Linked DNA regions of Homo sapiens: regions 2 and 3 are each linked to region 1. The links are chromatin loops, found by intact Hi-C in ENCODE. Cell type or tissue: endothelial cell of umbilical vein. All regions are shown on one strand. Links, peaks and the distances in the headings refer to the core of each region. The heading gives the core; the rest is flanking DNA. Region 1 overlaps MAP3K1 (mitogen-activated protein kinase kinase kinase 1). Region 2 overlaps LOC105378977 (a long non-coding RNA gene). Region 3 overlaps ANKRD55 (ankyrin repeat domain 55).

Region 1 (10,088 bases), core at 1,606-6,605:
ATTGACATACTTTCCTATGTGTATGTACTGTGCTAGGAACTGAGTGAGCCCTAGGTAAATGCTGGAGCCAGGGGAGATAAAAAGAGAGTTTAATTCTTGTGTTCTCTAGCTAGTTATTGATTACTTGTAGCTAATTTCATAAGAAACTCTTGGAGGAAACTGAAGAGTAGTTGTAGGTTCTACCTGGATGTGACAGGATTCTATGTGTATGCCTGGATATGAGGACAGCTTGTTGAATACTGCCTGTTAATTTGCTTTTGGGTGGATCATGAGGTCAGGAGTTCGAGACCAGCCTGGCCAACATGGTAAAACCCCGTCTGTACTGTACAAAAAATTAGCTGGGCATGGTGGCAGGTGCCTGTAATCCCAGCTACTCGGGAAGCTGAGGCAGGATAATCACTTGAACCCGAGAGGCGGATGTTGCAGTGAGCTGAGATGATGCCACTGCACTCCAGCCTGGGCAACAGAGCAAGACTCCATCTCAAAACAAAGAAAGAAAAAAGATGAGAGAAATATTGTTGTGCTTTAAGAAAGCCTTTTAAATTAAAATGTGAGTTGACACCCCAGCCAGAATAAGGGTGATGGTGTCAGGCTCCTGAAAATGATTTTGTTGTGTATATTTTACTTATATACAGCTTTTAAGAGAATAACTTGTATAAAATAAGATACTTAATTTTAGATATTATTATAATAAGTCTTAACAAGTAATAAGATATAAAATTAAGTATCTTATTTTATACAAGTTAATTACTTATTAGTGGTAATTCCACCTGCAGGCTTGAAGTTTCATGGCCTCCAGTGTTTCTCTCCAATGGAACCTTTGCTCCGTTGAACCTTGGATGGCTTAGAATCTGGCACAGATGCTAAGGGTTGAGAAGTGAATGATAGTTCTGTTGGCAATCTTAATTCCTTGATGGGCAGGCCCAGGATCACATCCATACCTTAGAAAGGGTAGCAGGGAAATACTAGCTCAGCTTCCTCCCTGAAGAATGCCAGTATTTCCTGGAAAAGAGCTGAAGAGGATCCTATGGAGGAGCCTGAGACCACTGCAGGTTAGGAGACAGGAAGGCAGGGAAGAGGAGACAGGAAGGCAGGGAAGAGGAGACAAGGAGGCAGGGAAGAGTTGACAGGAAGGCAGGGAAGAGGAGACAGGAAGGCAGGGAAGAGGAGACAAGGAGGCAGGGAAGAGTTGACAGGAAGGCAGGGAAGAGGAGACAGGAAGGCAGGGAAGAGGAGACAGGAAGGTAGGAAGAGGACTTTTTCCAAGGAGCCAGTGGTCCGCAGTAGGGATGCTGCTGGTTGAGGGCTACAGAGGACGTGGGTTAATGGAGTGATGGGAGTGGGACGTACTTTACTGAGGGATGAAGGAGAGGTGCGGAATCTTAGGCTACTCTGGAGAAACCTGGAGAAGGAGGGAGATGGGAGAGAAATAGAAGCTAGAATGTTTGCAAAGATGAAGCATTTTGGGGTTTGGTGGTTTTTTGTTTTAAGATAAAAAGGGGGGGAATTTTACAAGCTGAAGAGATGGCACAGAGAGGAAAAAGTTTTATTTGTGGTTAAAGTAGTGAGCATGCTTTTCTGAAATGTCATTTCTCAAGGAGATGGCGGCTTGGAGGGGGTCAATTGATGGTTAATAGGAAGCCAGTCTAATGAAAAGCTAGCTATACCTTTGAAATAGGAAATTTGTAGTTAGAAATGTTTGTGTTCTCTTTGTTTAAATTGTAGCTTGTGGTATAACAAAACATTCACTCATCAAATTTTGTAAAGAATTGGCTGTATGCAGATACTAGGAAGATGGCAGTAATGAAACAGACACAAATCCCTGCTCTCAGAGAGATAATATTCTAACAAAAACGTGTTTGTAAGTGTGCGCAGAACCCATTTCATGATTTCTGCTTGGTTTGTGGACTCGACTGAGGTTGATGTGAGCAGTTCCTGTAAAGGACCATCCCTATCCCAGGTTGTTCAGAGAATTGTTTTCCGTCCAAGCCCTCTGAGTGGCTCTTGTGTTTGTCTACCCTCTTCCTAATTGTCGCTTTTAAATACCTCATAGAAATACTCTCTCTCCATATTTCAACTTGGTCAGCATGTGTACCTGACTACAGCCAGTCAAATTTTGGTGCTGGTGACATGGGTGTGGCAGTGCACGTGGGAAGGTAATTCAGGAATTACCTTTTTTTTGGTAATAATGTCAGAGTGTTAAAGTGATTAGTTTTTAGAGAGTTAATTTCGGACCTATTTAGAAATACCCATATAGATATTACTTATTCTCTTGCATACTGATAGGCTTTCTTGGATGGGGAAAGTGGTAGAGATGTGATTAACGCTTTGGGCATTTGTGCGGTTTATCTTGTCTCTGCTTCGGGTCGGGAGTGACTTGTTACTGTTTACATGAGGCTAGTTGTGTGGCACTCCCTAAACAGTTTATTGAAGTTTTGTCTTGTGTATGTGACTGTCATATTATGATGGCAGAGTTGTTGAGAACAGCTGCTTCAGCCTATTGTCAAACATTTTGGCCCTATCCATCCAGCATACTTCTTTTAGGGGACTGAAGGAAAGGGACCCAGGAGTGTCTGTGCAGACTGTCATCCTAGTAATGCTTACTTGGAACAGTGAACACAATCGATTCAAGTCTCAAGTCTTTTGATTTACCTTAATCCATTTGAATTTTGTATTTTAGCCACCTTTGTATCTTTGACATAAAACCATCACAGGGTACTCCTCTCAGAAATCTTGGAATAAAATTGACACTCTAGAAAACAGATGCTCCATTTTTTATGCTTATGCTGTGGTTTTAAATGTATCCTGCCAGCAGTATCCCCCCACCTTAAGCTAGGAGAATCTAGGTGTGAGAAATTTGGATTCGGAATTCCAGCACTGCCCCCCAGACATGCCCATTCACTGACCCCCTGAGCTAGTTCCCTTTCTTCCTCTTGGGTTGCTTCCCTAATAGGATGCACTTCATGGCTTTTGCATCTCCCCTCCCAGCCACAAGATCTTTGAATCTCTGAGGGTTTTCTTCAAGGCATTTTATTCCTACTTACCACAGGAAAAATTAACAGCCATTAACAAAATTATAGACATGGGTAAGTTCCTAAGTTAGGTTTTCACTGAAATATATATGAGTCTAGACTCATGGTTCTTAGCTTCTTTACTGACCATCTCTTAGTCTTTTCCTGGGGTTGAAAGCTGTCATTTTTCCCAAGAGTGGTGTGGGAGCTCTTCCCTCTTTCTGCAGTGCCCCAGGACTAACAGTGGATACTTGGCATACACAAAGGCCTCAGTGAAGCTTATTTACATCTTGGAGATCTTTCTGGCGTAGAAGTTCATATTGGAAAGGCATTGCTTCCTCACAGCTTCCTATGTACAAATACTGGGCATTTGGGAGTCTGGATGAAAGATGAGTAAGACAAAGGCTTTGTTCTCAAGTAAAAGTCCAAGGGGAAAAGATTAATCCATTATTTTATTAAGTACATATTTATTGACTACCACCCTTGTGCCAGGCTTTCTGCTGGGGCAGGAGACATAAGCTTGAGACCCATTTCCGTCCTCACGGATCTCAAAGTCAAGAGTGGGAAACAGATAAGAGGCCATTATAGCAGTGCTCTTTGCTGAGTGAGGACTGAGGAAGATTTCTTCACACTGAGTTTTAGGGGACGTGGCCAGTGGGGGAGGCTGAAGGCAGCACCTGGGATGGTTTCTCCAAGGGGACCCTAGAGCTTCAGTTAATGAGGTGAACCCTACAGAGTACTGACACCAGGAAATATGCCTAAGGAAAACTAGATAAACTAGGGTTTTATTTTTATTTTTTGCTTCTTCTGTATGCTAGGCAAACTCACATTTTATTAGCTGTCAGTCTGTTTTCATTTTTCAGTTTAAAAGTTTTCAGGTTGATAACTTTGGTCCGGTATCAGTCAGAGTGATGATGAATTGAGTCAAAGCTGTTGTTTTAAAAAGAATATTCATATGCATGCCTATGAAAAAGAGCTGTCTTGTTTTAAAATGGAGTAATACAATTTGTGTTACAAGTACAGTTCTTTGCCCCATTTCCATTCAAATTGTCATTTATATCTGAAATCATTAAAATTAGAAAACAGTTATGATGAATGTCTTTTGAAGCATATAGCAGGAAAAGTCATAAGTCAAAACCTGCCAGTTTAAAGTAAATGCAATTATTTGGTTCTATGAAATTGTAGCTTTTGCTATAGTGAAAAGAAATTGGCATATTTATGAACAACTCCAGGATCTCATTGAAATGAGGAAGACATTATTTAGGAAGACAGTAATGATTCAGACTATATTTAGGACAGGATGTTAGAGTTAATGTGCCTTCTCTTTCAAGTGATTAGTGGGCAGATGACATCTTTGGTATTAATGATTGCCTGAGTTAACATTTTTAAGGAAAGAGTGCCACCTACTGAATGAAGAGCTTTTGTTTTCTTCCATTCAATTCGAAGAATCTTGTTTCACTTTGAATCCTTAGTGGGTGGCATTTGCTGGGCAGTGATCCCGTCTTCCAGTGGATTGACTAGGGTAGCTAGGATTCTTAGAGGGAGTTTATGCCCCCAAAACCAGGTGTAGAAACAAAACCTAAGCATAAACATGATTCAGCACTTGGCAAGTCTCAAAACCTTACCATCATGTTAATGTACTCACTGGCCCAGAAGGTTTTTTGTTTTGTTTTGTTTTGAGCTAGGAGCAAATGGCTGGGAGGAAATGAACTATTCCAAAAAATAATTGAAGGGGATTGAAGAGCATATGACATTGGTCGAGATCTTCTGGGGAGACTTCGTTTTCCTAGGGAATAATATTAGTGCAGAGATTGCTTGATCACAACTTGGCCATAGGTCAGTGGAGGGATTCCTGAGGTCAAGTTGCGAATCCAAAGGCCTACTTCAGAGTAATCCATATGGTGCTCTTTTTGTAGTTCCTAACAATAGTATCTCATTAGTGAAAGGTTGAGTACATGAACAGCAGCAAACACACCAGTATCCGAATTAAAGGACATCATTTGAGAATTTCGCATAGTCATTATTTTTAGTATATTGGGACATTTTTGATGTTGTGGCTTAATTGACTACTAGGCATCAGCCATCTCCAGCTTTTTCCACTTGTCGATTGGATTATGCAAGTCATGAGTGGTATTTAAAAGAGGTGGACTGTATGCTAAATTGATTTATCCTTGCTTATGTGTACAGATTAATGGTATAATCCATGAGGGGTGATAGATTAAGATCCTGAAGTGAAAAAATACATATATAGTGTCAGGTATATTAACCAATGGTTAGTTGCCTTTTATTTTTCCAGTGTAAAGTATAGCAGATCCTTCAATAATGTCATTTAGTTGAACATTTTGGACAATTTTGCTAAAAAGTTGATGAGGATAAAAATCTCTTCTGGCAGAGGCTACTGTCTGTATGGAGTTTGCATACTCCCCCCATCTCTGGGTGGATTTTCTCTCAGTACTCTGGTTTCCCCCTGACACCCCAAAGATGTGCACGTTAGGTTCATTGTCATGTCTGCAAGGACCCAGACTGAGAGAATGTGGGTGTTTGTTAATGCACCCTGCAACGGGATGACATCCTACCCAGGGCTAGTTCAAGTCTGGCACCCTGAATTGTTGGGACAGGCTCTGGCCACCTGTGACCCTGAACTGGAATAAGTGGGTAAATAATCATCTTATTAATGTTTCTTAAATGTATGTTACAGCTCACATTTTTTCAGTGTTTAGTGTTAGAAGTGTTTGGGGTCTCTAGAAGTTTGGTGATGTTTTTGTGACCAGAAATATGCCATAGAAACTTTCCCACTTGTTTACATCAATTGGCCTATGGTAAAGTTGGTTTTAAAGTCAAAGTTTCTCTTATTGTGTAACTTGCCATTGACATCTACTCATGTTACTTAAATAAGCGTTTTGTTTGTTTGTTTGTTTTTTGTTTTTTTGAGATGGAGCCTTGCTCTGTCACCCAGGCCGGAGTACAGTGCCCTGATCTCGGCTCACTGCAACCTCCGCCTCCCAAGTTCAAACGATTCTCCTGCCTCAGCCTCCCAGTTAGCCGGGATTACAGGCACATGCCACCACACCTGGCTAATTTTTGTATTTTTAGTAGAGGCAGGGTTTCACCATGTTGGCCAGGCTGGTCTTGAACTCCAGACTTGAGGTGTTCTACCCGCCTCGGCCTCCTAAAGTGCTGGGATTACAGGCATGAGCCACTGCGTCCAGCCAAATAATGAGTATTAATTGGCTGAATAGCAAGTATTCTCTGAAAACATTATTTAATAATACAAAACTTGTAAATATTTTAGCAATAACTGTGTTTTCAGATTTGCACTCAGAAAACTAGTATGACTTTTAATATTGTATCCCAGCTTTTCTCCTTTTAAAAAACAGAAAACCCTAACTTCTGTAACTTGACTGAGATTAAGCGTATCTGATACCATTATTCCAGATTATGAGAAAAGTCAGCTGTGTGGCTACAGAGAGCTCTGGCCTGAAGTAGTTATTAATAGAATTCACATTGGGACGTAAAAACAACTGGAACTGAAACTTGGTCTGAGAGCCGCCATGTTTCATGTCTCATTTCAGGCTACTACTTTGCATCTTTTTGACTTACAGCACTTAAATATGCAAATGCAAAATTGTTAAGGTTTTTTTTTTTTTTTTTTAAAGATGGAGTCTTGTTCTGTCTGTCACCCAGGCTGGAGTGCAGTGGCACGTTCTCAGCTCACTGTAACCTCCGCTTCCCGAGTTCAAGCGATTCTCCTGCCTCAGCCTCCTGAGTAGCTGGGATTACAGGCATGCACCACCACGCCCAGCTAATTTGTGTGTGTGTTTAGTAGAGATGGGGTTTTGCCATATTGGCTGGGCAAGGTGTTTCACACCTGTAATCCCAGCCCTTTGGGAGGCCAAGGCAGGCAGATCATCTGAGGTCAAAATTGTTAAGCCTTTTAAGGAAGAGAAATGTATGGCTTATTGATTTAAAAAAAAAAAAAACTAGACAGGTTAATATTTTTCATGTAAAACGATCTTAAAATCTTTGTGCTCTCTACTTTCTCGAATGTTCTGCTTGACAGTTGTCTGAACTTTCTGAGAGCTTTGATAGAGTCTTATACATAATACGTGCCTCTCTTAGTAATAAAGTTTGAATTGCTATGATAGTGAATATTGGAGGAGTCTAAAAGTTCGTAACAGTATGTCACCCATACTGATATACTGCCTGAGTTAGTACAAGGGGTCTGCAGATCCACTTAGCTACCACGTAGATGGTGATGATACCTTAAGAAAGGATTTTCACATTCAAAAACATGGAGAGCCACTGGATTATAGAATGACAAAGAATATTTTACTCAAAAAAATTTTGGGAAGTACTCTCCAGATTTAACGATTAAAAGGAATTTGTGGTCCTATTGAGCTTTCTATCTTCTGATGGTGTCTATCTGCCTGACAGGAATAATATTGATGTGGCAGTGGCGATAAATGAATTGTATGTTCACACTGAATGACCCTAAGCTATCATCTTGTAGTCTGATGTGATTTCATAGGTTCTTAAGTTCCAAAAAGGTTGTGAATTTCTTAAGAGCATGTCATGGCTAATGGCACAGTCAGGACTTGATTATGAATTTCCAGACCCCTGAATCCTGTCATTTTCCTTTAGTTCCGTGAAGCTTCCCACAGTGTGGAGTAGTAGTTCAGTGGTGCATGTTTATTTTTAAGGAAATATTTCAAGCATACAGAAAGATACAGATGGAATACATTAGATAATAGTATAATAAACAGCCAGAAAACCTTCACCTGTATTTAATAAATGTTAATATTTTATTGTACTTGCTGCAGTGCAGTTGGATGTGTATTTTTTAAAGGAACTAATATTAAACAGTTGAAGCCTCCTTTGTCTTCTGGCTAGAGCTTCTTCTCTCCCTCAATACCAGCAGAAGCAGCCTTGTACAGCAGTCTTCATATTCTAGATGTTGCTAGTCAACATTGTTACCTTCTGAAACCAGAAAAAAAGTTTTATTTTGCTACTGTCATCTGTTTTTCAAATAACTTGTTAAAAGAAGTTATAATAACAGCATAGTGGAGGAGGACAGGACTTTAAAGTCGTAGAGAGCTGGTTTTGAAACTCAGAATTGTCACTGACTATGGAGAGTTAATCAAACTACTTAATCTTTCTGCAGGTTTCTTCATCTGCCCAATGAAGATGAGGACTCTTACCTTGTAGCTTTGGTGAGATGTAAAGCCACTGTATGGACAATACCTAGAGTAGTACTTAGAACAGAGGAGGCACTGCAGAGGCTAGCTTTAATAGTAGTAGTAGTGATAGTAGTAATTCAGTTTATTGTGGGCTACCATGCACTTGGTGCCATTGCAAGTACTTCATCCATGTTCATTTAAAAAGTGAGGTAAGAATTAACTATATGTAAAAGACTTAGAACAAGGTGTGGCGGGTAGTAGGTGGGTCATAAGTATTAGCTATTATTATTATCCCCATTTATAGGAGAATAATGGGAGGAACTCTAAGAAGTTAACTTTCTTCTAAGTACTTTACATATATATTAATTTATTTAATCCTGGTCGCTACTTTATATGGTAGATACTATTATCCCCATTTTATAGTGAGGAAATTGAGGCACAAAGAAGCACTTCTACCAAGATTGCACAGGTAGTGTCAGAGCTTATATCTTAACCCAGGCAGTCTCGCTCCAGAACTCATGCCCCTGATCGCTGTGCCATACTTCTTCTGTATGTGGTATGGCTTCTTACCTTATCTATCCAGTCCTAGGAACATATCTTTCAGGTGGTATGATCTCTATTGACTAAGAAGTCCTTCCTGGTTTTGTTGTAGATGCAACACGTTTCCTCATGTGACCCCAGCCTGTTAAAATGGGGTCATTTTGATAGAAGCTACCTGGATTTGATTCGTTTGGGTGGCTGTTGCTCCATAAGTACCTTTAACAGTCTCTTCACCCCCCACCCACCAGTTCTTCCTGAAGTCCCCAGTGTGGGTCTTACATGTGCTGAATTTGGCCAGTGACCCAGTAGCCGTCTCTGGTCAGCACTGCTTTCTGGCCATTGCCATCACCTCCTTCAGCCACATTGGCCTCGCCCCCTCGGACCTGCTTCACCCACCAGTCCTGCCAGTAACACCACCATCAGTGCTGAAGATGCACAATGTTCCCACTGTGCAGAGTTCCAGGGTCTTTACAATGAAATGAGAACCATTCCCCAGGCCCATTTATTTTATTTTGTATTCTGGGACTTACTTGTAACCATATAGAGACCTTTAGAGAAAATAAATTACCAAGGTTTTTTGGTTTGGTTTGGTTTGGTTTCTCATGGCTTTTTTGCTTTCACCCCAGACCTAAGAGCTTGGCAGAGAATGAGTGGACTGGACCAGGGGCAAATCTTTGTGACAGACTCTGGCCTCTGCTAGTGGTTGGATTGGGCCAGGCTTGAATTTCTGATGCCCCCTTCTCTTAGGGTGGGTTCATACAACGAGACTACCCATCTCGCTGGCTGTCTAAATAATCTTTTCTCCCCATATTCATTTTGAATTATTGGAGCCTTAATTGCACTACAGACATGCTAAATTTTGTGATAGCTTAAGTAGTATTAAGACATTAAGATTCCTGGTGTTAGTTTTTTCTCTGCAATTTTCTTAGAAATATTGACTTACTGGAGCCAGAGGGTCTGTAGAGATGAGCCAGTACAGGTTTCTTAGAGTATGTTCCAAGGAACACTGCGCTATCAAAGATGCTCTGCATAAAAGGACTTCCATGGCAAGTGAATGTGAGGAATGCTACATACCTTCTTTTTCCCCTTGGAGATTAATGACACATGTAGGTCTTATTAGAGGCTCTGTGCTGTCCTGTGATAAATAAAGCCAACTAACTTGTTTTTATCAAGTGTTCCCTGATTTGCAGAATCATTAGATGTTTAGTATTATAGGATTGTTTTTTTTGGTTTTTTTTTTTTTTTTTTTTTTTTGAGACAGAGTCTCGCTCTGTCGCCCAGGCTGGAGGGATCTCAGCTCACTGCAAGCTCCGCCTCCTGGGTTCATGCCATTCTCCAGCCTCAGCCTCCCGAGTAGCTG
Region 2 (10,088 bases), core at 2,855-7,854, 490 kb before region 1:
ATGAAATGGCTGAAATTAAGTAGCAGCTGCCCCTTAGCTTAGGTCTACAGTCTCCAGTTCACCCTTGTTGGGGCTCAGAAAATGATACCCCGAAATATGGTGCTCTGATATGCTGAACTAAAGTGTACTCATCTGATGGGTTCTTCCTGTTTGCTGCACAGGCAAAACCAATTCACTGAGACCATGGTATTGCAGTAAAGAAACAGTTTAATTAATGCAAGACTGGCCATGCAAGAGAACTGGAGTTATCACTGGAATCAGTCTCCCCAAAGGCTCAGAGATTAGGGTTTTTATGGTCAATTTGGTGGGCAGGCGACTAGGGAATGGGTGCTGCTGACTGATTGAGGATGTAATCATAAGCATGTGGAAAATGATCCTGTGCATTGAGTCTGCCTCTGGGTGGGTGCAGGGGTTATGGGACCAGTTGAACGATGAGTCATGAGTCTTGGTGGGGTCAGTCAATTGCCGGAATGCAACAGTCTATAAAACATCTCAAAAGACCAATCTTAGGTTCTATAATAGTGACCTATAGGAGCAATTGGGAAAGCCACAAATCTTGTGACCTCTGGCCATCTGACTCCTGAATAGTAAGCGATTATAGAAACTATGCATACATTTTAGCAGAATTTGGGCCCCTCCCATAATAGTAATCTTGTAGCCTTTCATCAGTTTTACAAAGGCAGTGTCAGCCCCCAAACAAGGAGGACGCAGTTTAAGAGAGGGAGTATTATCATCCTTGCTTCAAAGTTAAACCATCAACTAAATTTCTCCCATGGTTAGCTTGGCCTATGCCCAGGAATGAGTGAAGACAGCCAGCCTGGGAGGCTAGATTGGGCCAACCATGCTGGACTTCTCTCACTGTCATAATCTTTGCAAAGGTGATTTCAAAAGTCATAGCCTCAAGGTCTCTATGATCCTCTTCCTCCCCCTCAACCCTGCCCTGTCTCTCAGCCTTATGTCTCTCCCAAAGCACAGGATGAGGCTTTACTCTGATATTCCCTTATCTACTTTAAGACCAGACTTGCCAAAGGAAACACAGTTGCCTTCCATCCCCTCCCTAAAATCCAGAAAATAAGATTGAGAAATGCAATCACACTTGGAAAGACTTTTTCACAAGATAATGTCTGCGCCTCTGGCTCATTCAAATTATGAAGAGAATAATTTACAAGTTAATTTCTGTCTCCCATACTGCCCTTCAAAAAATCATTTACTACTCCTTAAAATTGTTACACCCCATCTCTGCTTCCCTTAGGAAGAAGGGCATATAAGCATCTAGACCTCACTGGGTTATTGAGCAATCATTCTGCGGTTTCCATGTGCTATGCATGTTAAATAAGCAGCATGCCTTTTCTCTTACTAATCTGTTTATTGTCAGTTCATTTTCAGCAAACCTTCAGAGGGTAGAAGGGAAGCTTTCACCTGGCCCTTACACCCTGAAGCCTGTTTCAGTCACTCATTTGCCTGGCCTTTGGAGATGCTTACACTTGCATTCTCTGGTCTGCATGATGATTTATTCTTTTTTTTTTTTTTTTTTGAGACAGAGTCTTGCTCTGTCTAACAGGCTGGAGTGCAGTGGCACGATCTCGGCTCATTGCAACCTCCGCCTCCCAGATTCAAGTGATTCTCCTGCCTCAGCCTCCTGAGTAGCTGGGACTACAGGCGCCCGCCACCACGCCAGGCTGATTTTTGGTATTTTTAATAGAGACAGGGTTTCTCCGTGTTAGCCAGGATGGTCTCTATCTCCTGACCTCGTGATCCGCCCCCCTTGGCCTCCCAAAGTGCTGGGATTACAGGCGTTATTCTTTTTTATAGTCTAGATCTTGTCATTAATATGTCAATACCAACAATTGACTGCTATGGATTGATTCAGTGTGTATTTGTTAGATTATGTTTTAGATCATAGTGAAAACCACTTGCCAACCCTGAAACTCTCTTTTTCTGTAGAAGTAATGGCTAATGTCCAATTATGAATGAATTGAGATGTTTTACTTTTAGCCTAATTGTATGCTTAGTCATAATTTATATTCTGAACTAAAATGGTAATCTATCAGAAATACTGTTGAATGTGAAAATTTTTCTTTTTTTTTCCTAGGATTAATAATGTTTGCTGGGCTTGTAATTTTAAGATCCTTTTTATGGACAAAGATCTTAAGCAAACAGGATGATCCTTAGGTTGACAGCAGAACAGTTAATGGAGACGTACTCTACTACTTTGTTGTTGACCACTGGCTATTTGGGGAACAGTGTCAGGTGGATTTGGCATGGCTATTAAAATAATCAACTTAAATAAAAAATACATCCCAATATAATTCCCTTGTAGTTCTTTTAGTTGGATTTGAAACTGTTCCACAACTGAAATTTGGAAAATCAAGTTATATTGAAGGTGGAGGGAGGAATGGTTGGCTGAATTTAAATGACAGATTTAATTGTTTTGTTTTGTTGGAGAATACTGTCTATAAATGTCTAAGAATTTGGTGTTAGAAGTTTGTACACTATTCTAAAAAGAAGGAAATAGAGGATCAAACTTACAGTTAACAAACTATTTGCAAAGAAAATATCTCTTAACACCCTAGAAAGGCAAAGAAAATTAATGTGAACACACCTAAGGGCAATTAACACTTATAAAATGAAAGTACATTATATTGACAGCTTTATCTTTTTTGTTTGCTTTTTTTAAAAAATGAACAGAGCTTGAAGTGTTAATTTTAAAAATCAGGGCTGGGCACAGTGGTTCATGCCTGTAATCCCAGCACTTTGGGAGGTCGAGGCGGGTGGATCACGAGGTCAGGAGATCTGAGACCATCCTGGCTAACACGGTGAAACCCCACCTCTACTAAAAATACAAAAAATTAGCTGGGGGTGGTGGTGGGCGCCTGTAGTCCCAGCTACTCGGGAGGCTGAGGCAGGAGAATGGCGCGAACCCGGGAGGTGGAGGTTGTAGTGAGCCGAGATCGTGCCACTGCACTCCAGCCTGGGTGACAGAGCGAGACTCCATCTCAAAAATAAATAAATAAATAAATAAATAAAAAAAATAATAAAAATCACCTGAGGGTATTTTAATGTTTCTGGTAAAATTACTGATGCTCATGATGGCAGCCTTTCTGGCACTTTTCAGTTTACATGTTTGGATTTGTAGTCATGCCTTGCTTAACTATGGGGATACGCTCTAAGAAATGCATCATTAGGCGATTTTGTCGTTGTGTGAACCTCATACAGTGTACTTATACAAACCTAGATGGTATAGCCTACTATACATCAATATCAAAGCTATATGGTATTGTGTATTGCTCCTAGACTACAAACCTGCACAGCATTTTACTGTACTGAAAACTGTTGGTCATTGAAACATAACAGTACCCAAATGGCATTTGTGTATCTGAACATATATAAACATAGAAAAGGTAAAAATACAGTGTTATTATCTTATGGGGTCACCGTCATATCTGTGGGGTCACCGTCATATTATATGGGGTCACGGTCTGTCAGTGACCAAAATGTCATTATGCAGTGCATAACTATACATACAAGTGACATAAATTCTGTGGAGAGAAGTTTTAAGCACATTTGTGAAACAAGCTACAGAAGAACTTTTGTTTTACATTTTTATTGTGTATTTGGATGAGGGGAATAAACTGCTGACATAATTTGCTGATGATTCAGAATTGGCTATCAGCAGAATTATAATCCTGGCGAAGATGGAGGAAAAAATATAGAGAGACCTCCTGTGACAAAAAATGAGTGGAAAATTGTCACAAAATCACTTTTGGTGGTGAGGGGTAAGGGGATTGCCCCTGGGGAAAAATAAGTCATTGGATCATGCGGGTTGAGAGAGGCCGAATGAAGAGCACCTGAATGCTCTTGGCTGTCTTACCCAGCCCCAAATCCTCACTCAACACCCAGAAATGGGAATTATCTCCTTGCCAAGATGGGGAAACTGAGTCTCAGATGGATCGACAAACTTGGCAAGGTCTATAAGCAAAATAATAGAGGATGTAGGAATTCAAACTCATGGCTTCCAGGCACCAAAGTCCTCACTGAGAAAAACAGGGTGAACATAGAAAAATGACACTCTGAGAGAGAGACCCATTGAAAAGAAGTGGACAGTGAGCTTGGGTTTTAAATGTGATTCACTGACCAGCTGACTGAGAGGAAGTTTCAAAAGGTCTGTAGCACAGTGGGCTGAGGGACACTGCAATTCTTCTCCCTTCAACTCCCAGAGACTAAGTCCAGCAGTATGGGCTTCAACCAGGGGCACTTTGGTACCAGAAGGATACAGGCTGGACAGATTCCAATAGAGCAATAAAAAGAGTAAAGGAAACAGAGATTTATCTGTCGAAGGATGCATGAGTCCAAGCACTTGTAGCTTGCATTAATGGGGAGGAGAGGACGATGGATGGCAACTCTTTGAAGTGTGTGTCTGCATTTAAGGAGTGATTAGCTTATAGCAGGAGTACATCCAGGAGTGGGAAGTGACGAAATGTGGATGAGAAACCTCTAAACTGATAGCAGAAAATGGTTTTTGGAAGAGTTACAGGGCAACTCCTTGAGGCTCTGATGTTTTTCACTTTTCCTGACTCACTTGTTTTCCAGGAGTCCCAGTGTCTCCTGAGGAAATCCCTTTCCCATTCAGCCGGCAGCTGCAGCAGGTGGGATGGGCCAGACCAGCCCTCTGGGGATGCTGATCCCAGGGAGCATCCAGGCCGGAAGGTCCAAACGGGCAAGTGACTCATTTGCTTTTCCTCCCTTGGTCATGTCTATGACTCATACACTTTCATTCAGTCCCAAGTATGAGAAAGGAACATCAAAAAGTCCAAGATGTTATCAAATATTTGATGAAAAAGAAAATTCCCCTCTCATATGACCCTTACAGAAAATGTTTATTTAGTCTTTTCATTTTGTTGACATTTCTTTGATTTATCAACATTGAGAAGGTACAGTGAGGAGAAGGAAGGCTGTTAAGTGAGACAAAGGAGGGTTAGGATGGCTCAGTCATTGCTCCCCCGAGGGAGTGATCTAAGCTGCTCACCCACAGACAGAAAGGGTAAATGGGCTAGCTCTTCATTAATAAGAAAGGACTCTTCGTTTGAGTAAGTGAGGAGTATTTACAGTGCTGTGTTTGTAATCACATGGTGCCTGTGTATAGATGGCTGGGAGACAGGATAAAGGGATGGGTGATTTAAAAGCATCAACTTTGGTATCAGATGGATCTGGAGTGGAATTATGGATCTGTCACTTATTAGCTGTGCAACCTTCAGCAAGATCCTTGAGTGCTCTGAGACTTAGCTTTCAGATCTATAAAATAACAATTATAAAAAAATAGCAGCAATGATAATGCCAACATGTCTATCATTGAGCTTCTACTTTGTACCAGACATTGATCTATGGATTTTACATATATTATCTCATTTTATCTTTCCAACAAACCAAAATATGGGTAGTACTATTGTCCGCATTTTATAGGTGTGGAAGCCGAGTCACTGAGGGCTGAAGGAACTTGCTCAAGGTCACGCAATTAGAAAGGAGCAAAATATCTTCCTCCTCAGATTGTTATGAGGCTTACTCAAGGTAAAGCAGCTAAAGAGATTAGTTCCCTGTAAATGTACAACAGTATATATGCTTACTTTTTCTTTTTCAAACTAAAGACAAGGAAGGGGGAATTCCCTTTCTAATTGTCCCAATTGCTATCTCCTTTTTTTTTTTTTTTTTTTTTTGAGATGGAGTCTCACTCTGTCGCCCAGACTGGAGTGCAGTAGCGTGATCTCGGCTCACTGCAACCTCTGCCTGCCAGGTTCAAGCAATTCTCCTGCCTCAGCCTCCAGAGTAGCTGGGACTGCAAGAACATGCCACCATGCCCAGCTAATTTTTTGTATTTTTAGTAGGGACGGGGTTTCACCATGCTGGTCTCGAACTCCTGGTCTTGTGATCTGCCCGCCTCGGTCTGCCAAAGTTCTGGGATTACAGGTGTAAGCCACAGTACCCGGCTGCCATCGACTTTTTTAAATAAGTAAGTGATTCTCTCTGCTATCAACGTCTGCTATCAATGCACAAGTAATTCACAGTATTCTTTATTTTTTAACACAAAGTTTTCAAAATTCATAGAGATTATTTGTAAGACAGCTGTGAGCAACATCTGATACTAGGCTAGGACATATCCCTCCGCTTTGTTCAAGAAACTGCTCTATACTTTTAATCAACTAAAATAAACATGTGGAAACCATTGAAAGCTTATTTTCTGTGAACTCGTTCACAAATATAGGGGCATACTTCAGAGTAAAATATAATATCTTCTCTACACATGCATCACGCAAACATGCATGCATGCACACACACACAACGTAACTCAGATGTTCAAACTGCCTTTGAAAGTGGCGTTGAGCAAAGCTGTCTTACCTAGTAGTGTTGCTATTCATCTTGGTTGGTGTATTAGACTGTTCAGGCTACCATAACGAAATACCACAGACTAGGTAGCTTAAGCAACAGAAACTCACTTTCTCACAGCACTGGAGGCTGAAAAGCCTCAGATCAGGGTGCTGGCCAATTTGGTTTCTGTTGAGGGCTCTCTTCATGGCTTGCAGACAACCACCTTCTCATTATGTCCTCACGTGGCCTTTCCTCAATACATGTATGTAGAGACCTTTCTCTCTCTCTCTTCCTCTTCTTATAAGGCCACCAGTCCTATCAGATTAGGACCTACTCTTACAACTTCAGTCCGTCTTAATCACTTTCTAAAAGCCCTATCTCTGAATACAGTCACATTAGAATGTAGGGTTTAAATATTTGAATCTCGGGGGTACAGAGTTCAGTGTATAGAAATTGGCTGAGGCTGGATTGTTTTTTATGCTGGGGCCTATGTATCTCAGAGAATCATTTATTAATAATTCAAATTTTCCATGTGGTCATCTTTAGAACAGTAATTGCCAAAGGGCTGTGAATCAGGTGTTTATTGTAGAACATGAACAGATGAAATGTAACAGATAAGGCTCCCTTGGTAAAGCAGAGTCTTGGAATACAGGGTGGTGGTGTTCTTTCTAAAAATAAGTCTTGGTGGCTATTGTGCTGCTAATACTGAGGGCATTTTAAAACGTAAACAGGGCCTAAAAGTAAAAGCTAGATCTGGAAAGGAAAGGGACTATTCTGCAGAAGGAACACATTCTTTCCAAGTGGTTTGCATAATTTCCTATGTCGCTTTCATGTTAGAGAAAACACATAGGTATTTTGGATGACTATGTAGACCAAGTTTTCATATCATCTCAGAAATATCACTGGGGCTGGTTTGGTTAATTGAAGAAGGCTTGTTAACTTTTCTTTCATGTGTAATTTAAAACTGGAAAATATGAACGTGCTATTTTCTTGCTTTCAGACTTTGTTACCTTCTGCCTTTGGACTTAGGCAGGCTCAAGCGGTGTATGTATATATGTCTGTATGTGAGTGGAGCTGGGGGAGTGGGGAGATGGGAGGGGTTGGACAAAAAAAATTAGAATTTGTCAATTGTAAAAGCCCTGGTAACATTCAGCTTCTTGTGTTCAATATAGGGCCTATTTATTAGGCTATTGTTCTGAGAGAGGATTTTCAAGAACAAATTTAAATCTCTCCTTCAAGAAACCAAAGGCCGGCCGGGCGCAGTGGCTCACGCCTGTAATCCCAGCACTTTGGGAGGCCGAGGCGGGTGGATCACGAGGTCAGGAGATCGTGATCCATCCTGGCTAACACGGTGAAACCCCGTCTCTACTAAAGATACAAAAAAAAAAAATTAGCTGGGCGTGGTGGCAGGCGCCTGTAGTCCCAGCTACTCAGGAGGCTGAGGCAGGAGAATGGTGTGAACCTGGGAGCTTGCAGTGAGCTGAGATCGCGCCACTGCACTCCAGCCTGGGTGACAAAGCGAGACTCCATCTCAAAAAAAAAGAAAAAAAAAAGAAGCCAAAGACCAAGACTGAAGACCCTATTGGTTCTCCCCATAGAGTAGAGAAGCCTCATGCTTCTCAGGACAGTAAGGCTACGGCTTCATGGCGGAAGGGTAAGTAATAGGTTTCACCCTATCTAGAGTAGAGTAGTACTCATGCATCTCTGGATCTCCACCAGGCCCTGGCCAGCCTGAGGGAGAGACTAGATCACCAGTTCACCAGCACCACAGTTCCCCAGGTGGGCAAGGATCCCTGTGCCAGAGATTCCAGCAGCTAGAGGACTCCCCCTGCACCTCCAGGAGGTCATGGAAACCTTAAGCTACAACCACCTTCTCCTCTCCCTCTTTTCCATTCACCACTTTAGGGGGAAAAACAGATGGGGAGGGAGAGTGGTGGGAACAGGAAAGGAAGGAGGAAGCCTTCTAGAAGGCTGAGAATTTGTGCCCAGGAGTAACTGTGACTCAAAGGCACGGTTTACATGACAAGTTAAGGCTAGGTCCGAAATCAGATAGGGCTAAATGTTAAATTTTTAAAGGTGTGCAACAGAAATGAGTTATCTTGTCAGATTAGTTATAGGAAAAGAAGCCACATCTTACATTCTATCTAGCTGTGCTTATGGACTGTAGCATGAGTGGATTTTGCTTCATTTGCTTCTTGTTTCATGAATGGCTAAGTGTGTGTTTATGTGTGTGTGTGAGATGTGGTAGGTGTGGTGGGGAAAGGAATAAAATATAGTTTCACTGGGAACATACTCAGTCACACATGAGTCCCACTAAAATGAAATTGTAGAAAACATCCCAAAGTATAAATGTATTTGGCAATTATATCAGACATTTTAGCATTAAATATCTCACTTCTCACTGGTTCCTCATGGCAGAGTCAAACCAGAGGACCTTAACCAGTGCTTTCCGAACACAGACGCCCACCCCCCAAAATGTGATTTGCAAAAGGACCGTAAGGCACACTCTCTACCACCATCACCATCTCCATCATTACTTGCAGCGAGCATCTACTAAGCTTACTCTATGTTAAGTACTCAGCATTCTCTACTAAATGCTTTACACGATCATATTCAGTCTTTGCAACAACCATACTAACATTATCCCCATTTTAAAGATGAGGGAACTGAGGCTCACAGATGAAGTAAGTATTTAAGCCAAGAATCAGGGTCATGTATTAATAGTTCCAAAGCCTATGCATGTTTTTTTCCATTCTACCATGCCATTTTCAAGCTTCTTTTGAAGATGACACTTTTAGAGAACTTTCTGGTATCTCTGAAGTTCAATTTTTGGGCTTTCTGTTCTCTAGGTTCTATGTCGATGTGGCTCAGAGCCAGTAGTGTAGGGTACAGGAGAAACCTTCATCACCTCATCTTCTCAGGGCCCTACTGCAAGCCAGCATCTCCCCTTCTTCCTCTCTGCTTCAAGATCCATGGAGGTATATTCTAATATTTTCTAGTATAGTTATCTTTATTTCAGTTGGTTAAGTATCAATTTTCTTATCTAATATCCTGAAGCACTTCTCTCTACCACCTGTCTTATTTTTATCCATCTCTAGGTATAAAGTTTTTGATAAAGAAAAGTGTCATTAGACACTACCTTCTCTTTATCAAAGGTTTTCCAGTACGTTAATAAGGCTTCTCTCTGGGAATGTTTTACAAATTTCAAATTGGATAATCAATTTAAAATATATGCAATCCAGCAAAGAGACAGCAAATACCACTAACGCTCTTCACTTGGTTTGGCCAAATCACTCACCTGGGAAAAAGTAGAAATACACCAAAATGCATTTAGAAAAATGTCTGGACTCTCAGAGCCCCAGTGTTTCCAGACAAACACTGACAGTTTTAGCTTTTCCTATTACCAAGGCAAAAGGTTTTGCTTTTGATTCTCAGCTTTACAGGTTTCTTTTACCTTTGTCAACCTAAGTTTTCCATATTTGTTAACCTCTTTTAAAGACATGCCATGTACAGTAGCGCTTCCTGGCTAGCATGCCCATCTTGTTCCCCAGCCCACTGTGCAGGCCTTGATCATTCTTTAAATCCCAGATCCTAGTTCCCTCTTCCATGAATCTTCCCAGACCTTCTCAGCTCCCATTCATTTCCCTTTCTTGGGAACCCTACAACACTCATTAAGTGAATCATTACTTCTGGCATTTAATTGTGTACTGCCTGAACTATTACTTATT
Region 3 (10,088 bases), core at 1,741-6,740, 640 kb before region 1:
TCTACTAAATCAGATACTCTAGGAGCAGGGGCAGGGGCCAGCAGTTGTGTTTAAGCAAACTCTGCAGGTGTCTTTGTTATCCTAGTTTGAGAACCACTGCCAATACCTACATGATTTTGGTGCAAATAGTGTTTGAAGCACACTGAAGATTACTGCCCCATTATTAAGACATTTTTCAAAAAGCATGTTTTAAATCAGTGTAGTCCAGGATCACATAATATTAAATATAAAATAAAGATAATTTAAAGGGTCATTGGATCCTTCATTTTGGCCAAATTTGTAGCTTCTCCAAAGTGACTAATATCAGGGTCCACGATAAAATCTGTAATTCTCCAAGTTTAGTAATTTTATATTGAGGCAGGAAGGGTTCATTAAGTACTAATAAGTACAAAATTTATTAAAAGCATACATAAAATCAGTGTCATCAAAAAGGTCTACAATTGTTAGTAAAAACAATTTAAATTGAAGTAGTAAATGCTATTTTATAACATACAGAGCACTTTTCTGCCAATTCATTCTGTTTTGTGTGACCTAATAAAGCAAAAACAAAAACAATTCTCCAAGTATTTCATAGAGCACATAAAACCAGATTTCATGATGATGATGTATTCACTATCTTTTAGATTAAGATCTTCGTTATTTAGATAAATTATTTTAGTATGGTTTTAAAACATAAGGCTTTTGATGTCTTATGTTCTCTAATGATGGTATGCTTATATTTTCTAGTGGAAAGTTCATAGATAAAGCCAATTTTTGTCGCAGTTTGTTTTCAAATATCATAAATTTCAGAGGAGTTTTTCTTACTGTAATGAGATACGAAAATAAACCACTGATCGGCTTTTAATATTATTTGAATATGGAATTGGATTTGAGCATTAAATTTGCTAACTGGTTATTTTCACAATTGTTTTCTTGAGTATTAATTTTTCACTTCTTTGAGACTGTCAAACCATAGTTATTAGCAGGCTGATGCACTTTTGTACTTGAAAGAATCCCTTGATTGATTAAATTATATCTAGCATTTTATTCTCCATTTGTTTTCAGTTCATTAGACTATTATTCTTTGACAGTTTCTGCTTTGTATTTATTGCCCTTCTTTATTTGTTTTATTACTAATTCCCATTTTCTAGTTACTCTTAAATGCTGCCTTCAAAGGGTTAATTTGGCTGTTAATAGTGACTAAAATTTTTATTACTTAATTGAAAATTTTAAACCTACGAACTGGGTTTCCCTATGAGATTGAAAGTAAAAGTCTAAGAATAATGCCTGCTGGCTCTCAAGATAGTTGCCCTACTTAAAAATCTAGAATTTTAAATTAATTCTGCATCTACAATTATTATTATTACTGTTTTTTTTTCTTTTTTTGAGACGGAGTTTCGCTCTTGTTACCCAGGCGTGATCTTGGCTCACCGCAACCTCTGCCTCCTGGGTTCAAGCAATTCTCCTTCCTCAGCCTCCCGAGTAGCTGGGGTTACAGGCATGCACCACCACGCCCAGCTCATTTTGTAGTTTTAGTAGAGACGGGGTTTCACCATGTTGGTCAGGCTGGTCTTGAACTCCCAACCTCAGGTGATCCGCCTGCCTCAGCCTCCCAAAGTGCTGGGATTATAGGCGTGAGCCACCGCGCCTAGCCACATCTACAATTATTAAAGGAAGTAAAGTTATTTGGATTCTTCCACTCACCCTTTTCTCAAAAACAAAAAAAACCAAAACCCATTTGCTTTGTTTTTCTTCTTTATAGTAGGCCTGACAGAAACATACTGAAGCAATCTGGGAGACAACCTGTGATAGATCCTATGCTAAATGTTAATGTTACCTCTGTTGATTTAAAAACACGTGTTTAGGGGCTGGGCAGCGGTGGCTCACACCTGTAATCCCAGCACTTTGGGAGGCCGAGGCAGGCGGATCACGAGGTCAGGAGATCAAGACCAACCTGGCTAACATGGTGAAACCCCGTCTCTACTAAAAATACAAAAAATTTAGCCGGGCGTGGTGGCGGGCGCCTGTAGTCCCAGCTACTCAGGAGGCTGAGGCAGGAGAATGGTGTGAAGCCGGGTGGCAGAGCTTGCAGTGAGCCGAGATCGCGCCACTGCACTCCAGCCTGGACGACAGAGTGAGACTCTGTCTCAAAACAAACAAACAAACAAACAAACCCAAAAAAACCCAAACACGTGTTTATATCTAAGAGTTGAAATAAAAACTTTAACAAAGGGTGGAATAAGGAATTTTACAAATTCTCTTTAGAGAAACCAGCTCTAAAGTTTTAGGGTTGAATTGTGCTCTATTTCAATTCCCTTACCTCTCTAGTTTTCAGTTTATATTAGTTAAATTTTAATAACTTTGCAGGGCCCGGCAAATTAATAACCTACATGAAGTATTTTATCAGAGGGAAACTAATCTTACTGCTGAGCAGTGTGTTGTACTACATAGTGAATGTTTGTGTTTTGGAATCTAACAATTATTTAAGGTAATGGTGTTATGAATGGTTTAAAAATGTCTGGTGACTTGCTTATTTTAAGTGATCACCATTAAGTCAGAAAAATGTATTTTTAAATGTTTCTTAAAGTGGCTTTTGAACATTTTTAAACAGTTGATTTAAATAATGCATAAGATAAATTACCATGTTCAAAGTTAAAAAAAAAAAAAAACTTGGGTGTGGCTTGGTTTGGTGGCTCACGCCTGTAATCCCAGCACTTTGGGAGGCCGAGGTGGGCGGATCACAAGGTCAGGAGATCGAGACCATCCTGGCTAACACGGTGAAACCCTGTCTCTACTAAAAGTACAAAAAAATTAGCTGGGCGTGGTGGCGGGCGCCTGTAGTCCCAGCTACTTGGGAGGCTGAGGCAGGAGAATGGCATGAACCCGGGTGGTGGAGCTTGCAGTGAGCCGAGATCGCACCACTACACTCCAGCCTGGGTGACAGAGTGAGACTCTGTCTCAAAAAAAAAAAAAAGAGGCCGAGGTGAGAGGATCACTTGAGACCAGTAGTTGGAGACCAGCCTGAGCAACACAGCATCTCTACAATTGTGTTTTAATTGTAATATGTATATATATGAAATGTGTAAAAGTCCGTAAAAGCCTGGAAGAACGTGCATCAAAAAGTCTATAGAGATAATCTCTTGGATATTCTTCAGAACTTTCTATATTTTTCAAATTCTCTATAATGAATTTATGTTCTTTTATACCTGTCAGAATAAACCAAATTCAGGCTTACTAGCTTTAATAAACTAATACTAAGGGGGTACACAGAGCCTAGCATATCTATAACTAAGAAAGCAAGTCCTTGCTGTTTGATAACATCCTAAAAAAGAAAAAAGTATGTATTTTGCTAATTCTGACCTTTATAAATACTCTAGTAGGTTTTTTTTTAAAAAAGACATAGGTATGTATTTTAATTTTTATTAATTTTTACCTAAAAATTGGAAGAATAGACAGCCTTAAGATCATTTCTTTCCTTCATTTTTCATGGTCAAAAAACCTAACTGATTTCTGGATGTATCATAAATTATCCAATGTCAAGGGCTTAGCATTAATACTGGTATGTCAGACACGTAATAGGCTATTAAAAATGTTTTAGATTAGAGGACCTTCCTTAGAGTATCTCAAGTTTTACAAAAAGTTCCTTTTTTAGAGCTTCATATGGTGGCTCTGTCCTTGGGTTATTATGGAGCTCTTTGGGAAAGCCCTTGACTGCATCGGTTACTGGGCCCATTTTGTTGAAATTACCCAGAAGTTAGCTTGACATTTGTTCTGCCTAAGCTGTGACCCTTTTGCAAAAGGGCCAGGTCAGTGGAAGGGCACATTGGGTATTGCAATTTCAAGAGCTCAGACCAGGGTAATTTGGGGAGGCTTTCTTTGGTTTATTCTATTCTGAGGATTCTTGGGTGACTAAACACATCCTAGGGTCACCAATGATGTCTGGATTCATTTTGGACAACCACAGAGGACTCTGAAGCTCTTTCTTAGATTGTTCCTTGAAATAGAATTGATTGCCTCTGAAGAACTCATTCATCCATTTACTCATCTACCATATGCTAGTAAAATTGTAGTTACAAAGGCTACAGAGTTTCTGTCCCTAAGAAAGACATGCCCTAGTGGGAAGACAAATGTCTTATTTATGATTGAGACATACTGGAGATATTATGGCAGGACGGGAAGAATCACTTCAATGAACAGTTTCCTGGGCATTCCTCTAATTCCCTCTCTCCCCCTGCGGGATTATCCTGAATGCTTTGAAGAAACTGCATTCTTAGGGGTACCCAGAATGACCTATCCACAAAGTGGCGTCTTTCCACCTTTAAGGAGCATGCCAGGCCTTACACTGCACCACGATGGCTTCATGGGACAACATTGCCACCCACTGGTAATAAAGAGTCTCTGTGGACCTTCACCTGGGCCCTGAGTCAATCTGGAACTCTTTGGCCATGCAAGAACAAGTTAAAGGTCATTGATACAGCTGGCTGGCATTGAAACAAAATTAGTCTCATGTGACTTTTTTCAAATATATCAGGTGACACAAAGCATACATATAGAAAAATGGTAAGAGCACAAGCTCTGGGGCCTCACCTCTAGAGTCTGATTCTGGCACTGCCACTTACCTGCTAGCTATGTGACCTTAGGCAAGTTGCTTAACATCTCTATGTCCGTTCTTCACTTGCCAAATGGATAAGAATAGTGCCTCCCCCTTAGGGCTGTTCTGAGAGCTAAATGAATTAATTCATATGAAGTGCTTAAAGCAGTGCCTGGCCCAGAGTAAATATTCAAAGTGTGTTAATTAGTGGGGTGATTCCTCAAAGACCAAGAGGCAGAAATACCATTTGACCCAGCAATCCCATTACTAGGTATATACCCCAAGGAATATAAATCATTCTATTATAAAGATACTTGCATGCATATCACAATAGCAGCACTATTCACTGTTAGCAAAAACATGGAATCAACCTAAATGCCCATCAGTGATAAACTGGATAGAGAAAATGTGATACATATGCACCATGGAATACTATGCAGCAATAAAAAAGAACGAGGTCATGTCCTTTGCAGGGACATGGATGGAGTTGGAAGCCATTATCCTCAGCAAACTAATGCAGGAACAGAAAACCAAACACCACGTGTTCTCACTGATAAGTGGGAACTGAATGATGAGAACACATGGACACATGGAGAGGAACAACACACACTGGAGCCTGTCAGAGGGGGTGGTGTGGGGAGAGGGGGAGCATCAGGAAGAAGAGCTAATAGATGCCGAGCTTAATATTTAGGTGATGGGATTATCTGTGCAGCAAACAACCATGGCACACATTTACCTATGTAACAAACCTGCACATCCTACACATGTACCCTTGAACTTAAAATGAAAGTTAAAGAAAAAAAAAAACAAAGTGTGCCTGTTGTTATTATTATCCAAATTACTACTTTGACATTGATAGGCACTTGTGTCTCCTTGCTCTTAAACGAGACCCTTTGCCTTGTGCAGCAGGCTGTAGTAATTTTGTGAGCAGAAACATTTTTACCATTTCTCATGTCTTCTCCAGTCCCTCAGGGTGTATTTCCTGAGATGATAAGAGTGTTTTAGAAAGTGTCAGTCATATGAGAAGAAGAGAGTTTCTTTCTAACATTTTAAAGGGAAAAATAGCTCCGAACTTTCCACATGTACCAGTTGAGGGAACAAACATGCAAAGTGACCTTCATACCGTGGGAGTGGAAAAGAAGAGATTTCATTCTGTGGGGAGGAAGTCTTGCAACAATATTATCTCAAGAGTAAATATCTGACTGCAATCAGATCTTTCTTCCTAACCAAATTTGTGATGCAACACATGTTGTGTTTCTTTGAATGTTAGCATCTCTGTGCTCTTGCGGGGGTAGGTTTTCTGAGCTGTGAATGGCATTTCATGTTGAGCATCTCTCCTGCATGAAGAGGACCTGGGGAATGGAATTTTCTGTTTTAAGGAGTGTTTCTGTGTTGAAATTCAGTAAAGATGCCTCTTAGAATGCACTTTAATAGAATGCATCTTTATTTTAATAATATTAATTCTTAAAAATATCTTAATCTTTATGTATGGGGCCTTTAGGATGGAGGCAATATACACATTTACTGATTAATTTAGTACACATGTTCTGCTCAGATGGGCTTTCTCACCCACTGGGGTTTTGTGGAAACTTTTCTGATGTTAAAATATTATGTCAAGAAATACTTTGGTAATTAGGCAGTGATATGGTCTGGCTCTGTGTTCCCACCCAAATCTCATCTTGAATTGTAATCCGAATTGTAATCCCTACATGTTGGCGGAGGGACCTCGTGGGAGGTGATTAGATCATAGGGGTGGTTCCCCCATGCTGCTGTTCTCATAATAGTGAGTTCTCATGAGATCTGATGGTTTTTTTAAAATTTAATTTAATTTTATTATTATTATACTTTAAGTTTTAGGGTACATGTGCACAACATGCAGGTTAGTTACATATGTATACATGTGCCATGTTGTTGTGCTGCACCCATTAACTTGTCATTTAGCATTAGGTATATCTCCTAATGCTATCCCTCCCCACAACAGTCCCCGGTGTGTGATGTTCCCCTTCCCCTGTGTCCATGTGTTCTCATTGTTCAATTCCCACCTATGAGTGAGAACATGCGGTGTTTGGTTTTTTGTCCTTTCGATAGTTTGCTGAGAATGATGGTTTCCAGCTTCATCCATGTCCCTACAAAGGACATGAACTCATCATTTTTTATGGCTGCATAGTATTCCATGGTGTATATGTGCCACATTTTCTTAATCCAGTCTATTATTGTTGGACCTTTGGGTTGGTTCCAAGTCTTTGCTATTGTGAATACTGTCACAATGAACATATGTGTGCATGTGTCTTTATAGCAGCATGATTTATAGTCCTTTGGGTATATACCCAGTAATGGGATGGCTGGGTCAAATGGTATTTCTAGTTCTAGATCCCTGAGGAATCGCCACACTGACTTCCACAATGGTTGAACTAGTTTACAGTCCCACCAACAGTGTAAAAGTGTTCCTATTTCTCCACATCCTCTCCAGCACCTGTTGTGTTTTTTTAATGATTGCTGTTCTAACTGGTGTGAGATGGTATCTCATTGTGGTTTTGATTTGCATTTCTCTGATGGCCAGTGATGATGAGCATTTTTTCATGTTTTTTGACTGCATAAATGTCTTCTTTTGAGAAGTGTCTGTTCATATCTTTTGCCCACTTTTTGGTGGGGTTGCTTTTTTCTTGTAAATTTGTTTGAGTTCATTGTAGATTCTGGATATTAGCCCTTTGTCAGATGAGTAGATTGCAAAAATTTTCTCCCATTTTGTAGGTTGCCTGTTCACTCTGATGGTAGTTTCTTTTGCTGTGCAGAAGTTCTTTAGTTTAATTAGATCCCATTTGTCAATTTTGGCTTTTGTTGCCATAGCTTTTGGTGTTTTAGACATGAAGTCCTTGCCCATGCCTATGTCCTGAATGGTATCGCCTAGGTTTTCTTCTAGGGTTTTCATAGTTTTAAGTCTAACATATAATTCTTTAATCCATCTTGAATTAATTTTTGTATAAGGTGTAAGGAAGGTTTTATAAGGGGATTTTCCCCCTTTGCTTGGCACTTCTCCTTCCTGCTGCCATGTGAAGAAGGATGCATTTGCTGCTTCTTCTGCCATGATTGTAAGTTTCCTGAGGCCTCCCCGACACTGCAGACCTGTGAGTCAATTAAACCTCTTTCCTTTATAAATTACCCAGTCTTGGGTAGTTTTTTTGTAGCAGCATGAGAATGGACTAATACAGGTAGGTAGAAATCTTTAATTTTATGAAGGATTATGCTAGCCTTGCTGGCTTTTGGAAATTGAAAAGTAAGTTAAGTGTTGTTATGAAACCATCCTTCCTCCAATCTTCCTTACTTTCTTCTGAATCAAATACATGACTCCACCTACCTCTCACTTTCCAGGAATGGCAGGTGTTGGAGTCAGGCATTTGCCATTTTAACTGCCAACTCTGGAAAATGAGGAATTGGTTTGTTTAGTCTGGAGCAGAGCAGAATGTTCATGTTCAGTTGAACATGATAGCTGTTTTCAATTTTGAAAAAGCTGGAAGAGAGTTTAGACTTGTTTTCTTTTCTTTCTTTTTTTTTCTTTTGAGACAGAGTCTCACTCTGTTGCCCAGGATGGAGTGCATTGGCATGATCTTGGCTCACTGCAAGCTCCGCTTCCTGGGTCCGAACCATTCTCCTGCCTCAGCCTCCTGAGTAGTTGGGATTACAGGTGCCTGCCACCATGCCCAGCTAATTTTTGTATTTTTAGTAGAGATGGGGTTTCACCATATTGGTCAGGCTGGTCTTGAACTCTTGACCTCAAGTGATCCACCTGCCTCAGCCTCCCAAAGTGCTAGGATTATAGGTGTGAGCCACTGCACCTGGGCTAGACTTGTTTTCTGTAAATCCACAGGGAAGAACTAGTTCTGGTGGGTAGAAGTTGGAATTAATAAGACTTTTGAATGACTAGAGCTGTTCAGATACAGAGGCAATTACCTCACAAGCTAGTGCGCTCCTTATCACTATCTGTGTTTAAGCAGGTTCTGACCAAACCCATCTTGGCAGTGTTCTTGAGGAGACAGCTGTATTGAGTAGAAGGTTGATCTCTAAGTTTCCTTTCATGATTGATATTCTGCATGTCTAGCTAGCATCTGTGGAGAACCAAACAGTGAATCTTGGGCTGGGGGAGATTTGGAGAAGGGGGTCTTCCTTGGATCTTTTAAAAGGCACCCTCCTTGTGGCCCTCTACTGTGCCCACTTATAAAACTGCCCCTAGTGCCTTGGTCTCCTGAAAATAGTTTAAGAAAACAAGTGTAATTTGGGTGGCTGGCTCAAATGTCAGAGACTGAACAAGTCTATTGCCCTGCAGTCCCTGAGCTTTGAGTTATCCCTGACACCCTGTAGTGGCTGCATTCTGTCAGCTGGTCTCCCAGGGGTGCCTTCCTTTTCTGAACTCTGTTTTTTCTTCATCACTGATGCATTTTTTTTTCTTTCTTTCTTGTTTTTTTTTTTTTTCCTGGAGACAGAGTCTGACTCCCATCGCCCAGGCTGGAGTTTAGTGGTGCAATCACAGTTCACCGCAGCCTCAACTTCCTGGGCTCAGATGACCCTCCTACCTCAGCCTCCCGAGTAGCTGGGACTACAGATGTGCACCACCACGACTGGTTAATTTTTTGTATTTTTAGTAGACATGGGGCTTCACCATGTTGGCCAGGCTGGTCTCAAACTCCTGGGCTCAAGTGATTTTCCTCCCTCAGCCTCCTAAAATGCTGGGATTACAAGCATGAGCCACCGCTTCTGGCCTCAATGATGCATTTCCACATTCCTTCTTAAAATTGCCTTAAAAATTTTACTGACCCTTTAAAGTGTATGAGTATGCTTTCCGTACAGTCATAGATTGGCAGTAGTTCCCGAATGACTGGATTACAAAAATTATGAAAACACAGATAAGAAGAAAATATAAACTCAAAAGTGATCATTGAAATTTTGGTATGTTGCATACACTTGACTTATGCTGCAGGATGGGTTTGCATCCTACCCCACCTCCTTTACGGAGCCCCTGCATCATGCAATGGAGGAGTGGGGAGAAGTGTTAGTGGTAGGTGAGCTCAGAAGCCTGAAGGGTCTGGTTGTTTCATAGTGCATAGTTGTGTACCTCTGCTCTTTCCATCCCTCCCACAACCCCCACCAGCAGAATCTGAACTGTCTCTTGTTCCCCATTCTGCACTCCAAATAAGCATGGCTGAAAATGGGTGGTGACTAACCCAAAGGCCACAAGAAGGACAAGGCAAGTTCCTGAGGAGAAGGCAAAGTGGTTGAAAGGTCCTCACAGCTGCAAGGCCAGAAAACAAAGAACAGGACGAAGCTCTGAAAGGTGCTACTGCCTGAGGTGGGTACAGCTCTCAGGGATTAGGACAGTGGCAGGTAGTGTCTGCCGGGGTGGCAGGGCTGGTGGACCGGCTAGCAGTGCAAATCTTAAATCTCCCACAGTGTGATCTTCCTATGGGCTGGGATACAATGATAGAACCTGAAGAAATGACTGAAAGTCTCGAAGATGCTGTGTGAG

The links. A loop is a pair of places that touch in the nucleus more often than their neighbours do. Peaks named below come from ENCODE experiments on the same cell type or tissue, not always from the same donor. Only the 100,000 strongest peaks of a DNase experiment are listed, where the experiment ranks them.
Region 2: a loop joins it to region 1, with 4 times the contacts of the local background. A loop is called at or near these places in 5 of 110 quality-filtered maps.
Region 3: a loop joins it to region 1, with 4 times the contacts of the local background. A loop is called at or near these places in 4 of 110 quality-filtered maps.

Annotation. Positions count from the first base shown.
Region 1 is chr5:56,834,226-56,844,313 of GRCh38, forward strand. All of the region lies in intron 1 of MAP3K1 (mitogen-activated protein kinase kinase kinase 1), which reads left to right. Among named protein-coding and RNA genes, the nearest start is that of MAP3K1, 24 kb to the left of the region's middle. RefSeq lists an enhancer at 9,045-9,214 and a silencer at 9,856-10,088. In endothelial cell of umbilical vein, for the core only: a CTCF peak has its summit at 4,434 (motif pointing left); DNase peaks (open chromatin) are centred at 3,356 and 4,406; H3K27ac peaks cover 1,007 bases.
Region 2 is chr5:56,346,013-56,356,100 of GRCh38, forward strand. LOC105378977 (a long non-coding RNA gene) reads left to right here. Exons shown (of 3, transcript XR_948342.3): 3 at 4,591-5,050. Among named protein-coding and RNA genes, the nearest start is that of ANKRD55, 120 kb to the left of the region's middle. RefSeq lists an enhancer at 4,204-5,403. In endothelial cell of umbilical vein, for the core only: no CTCF peak of the experiment used is centred there; DNase peaks (open chromatin) are centred at 4,749 and 7,039; H3K27ac peaks cover 2,122 bases.
Region 3 is chr5:56,196,952-56,207,039 of GRCh38, forward strand. The region is part of intron 2 of ANKRD55 (ankyrin repeat domain 55); the gene reads right to left. Among named protein-coding and RNA genes, the nearest start is that of ANKRD55, 31 kb to the right of the region's middle. In endothelial cell of umbilical vein, for the core only: a CTCF peak has its summit at 4,365 (motif pointing left); a DNase peak (open chromatin) is centred at 4,320; H3K27ac peaks cover 765 bases.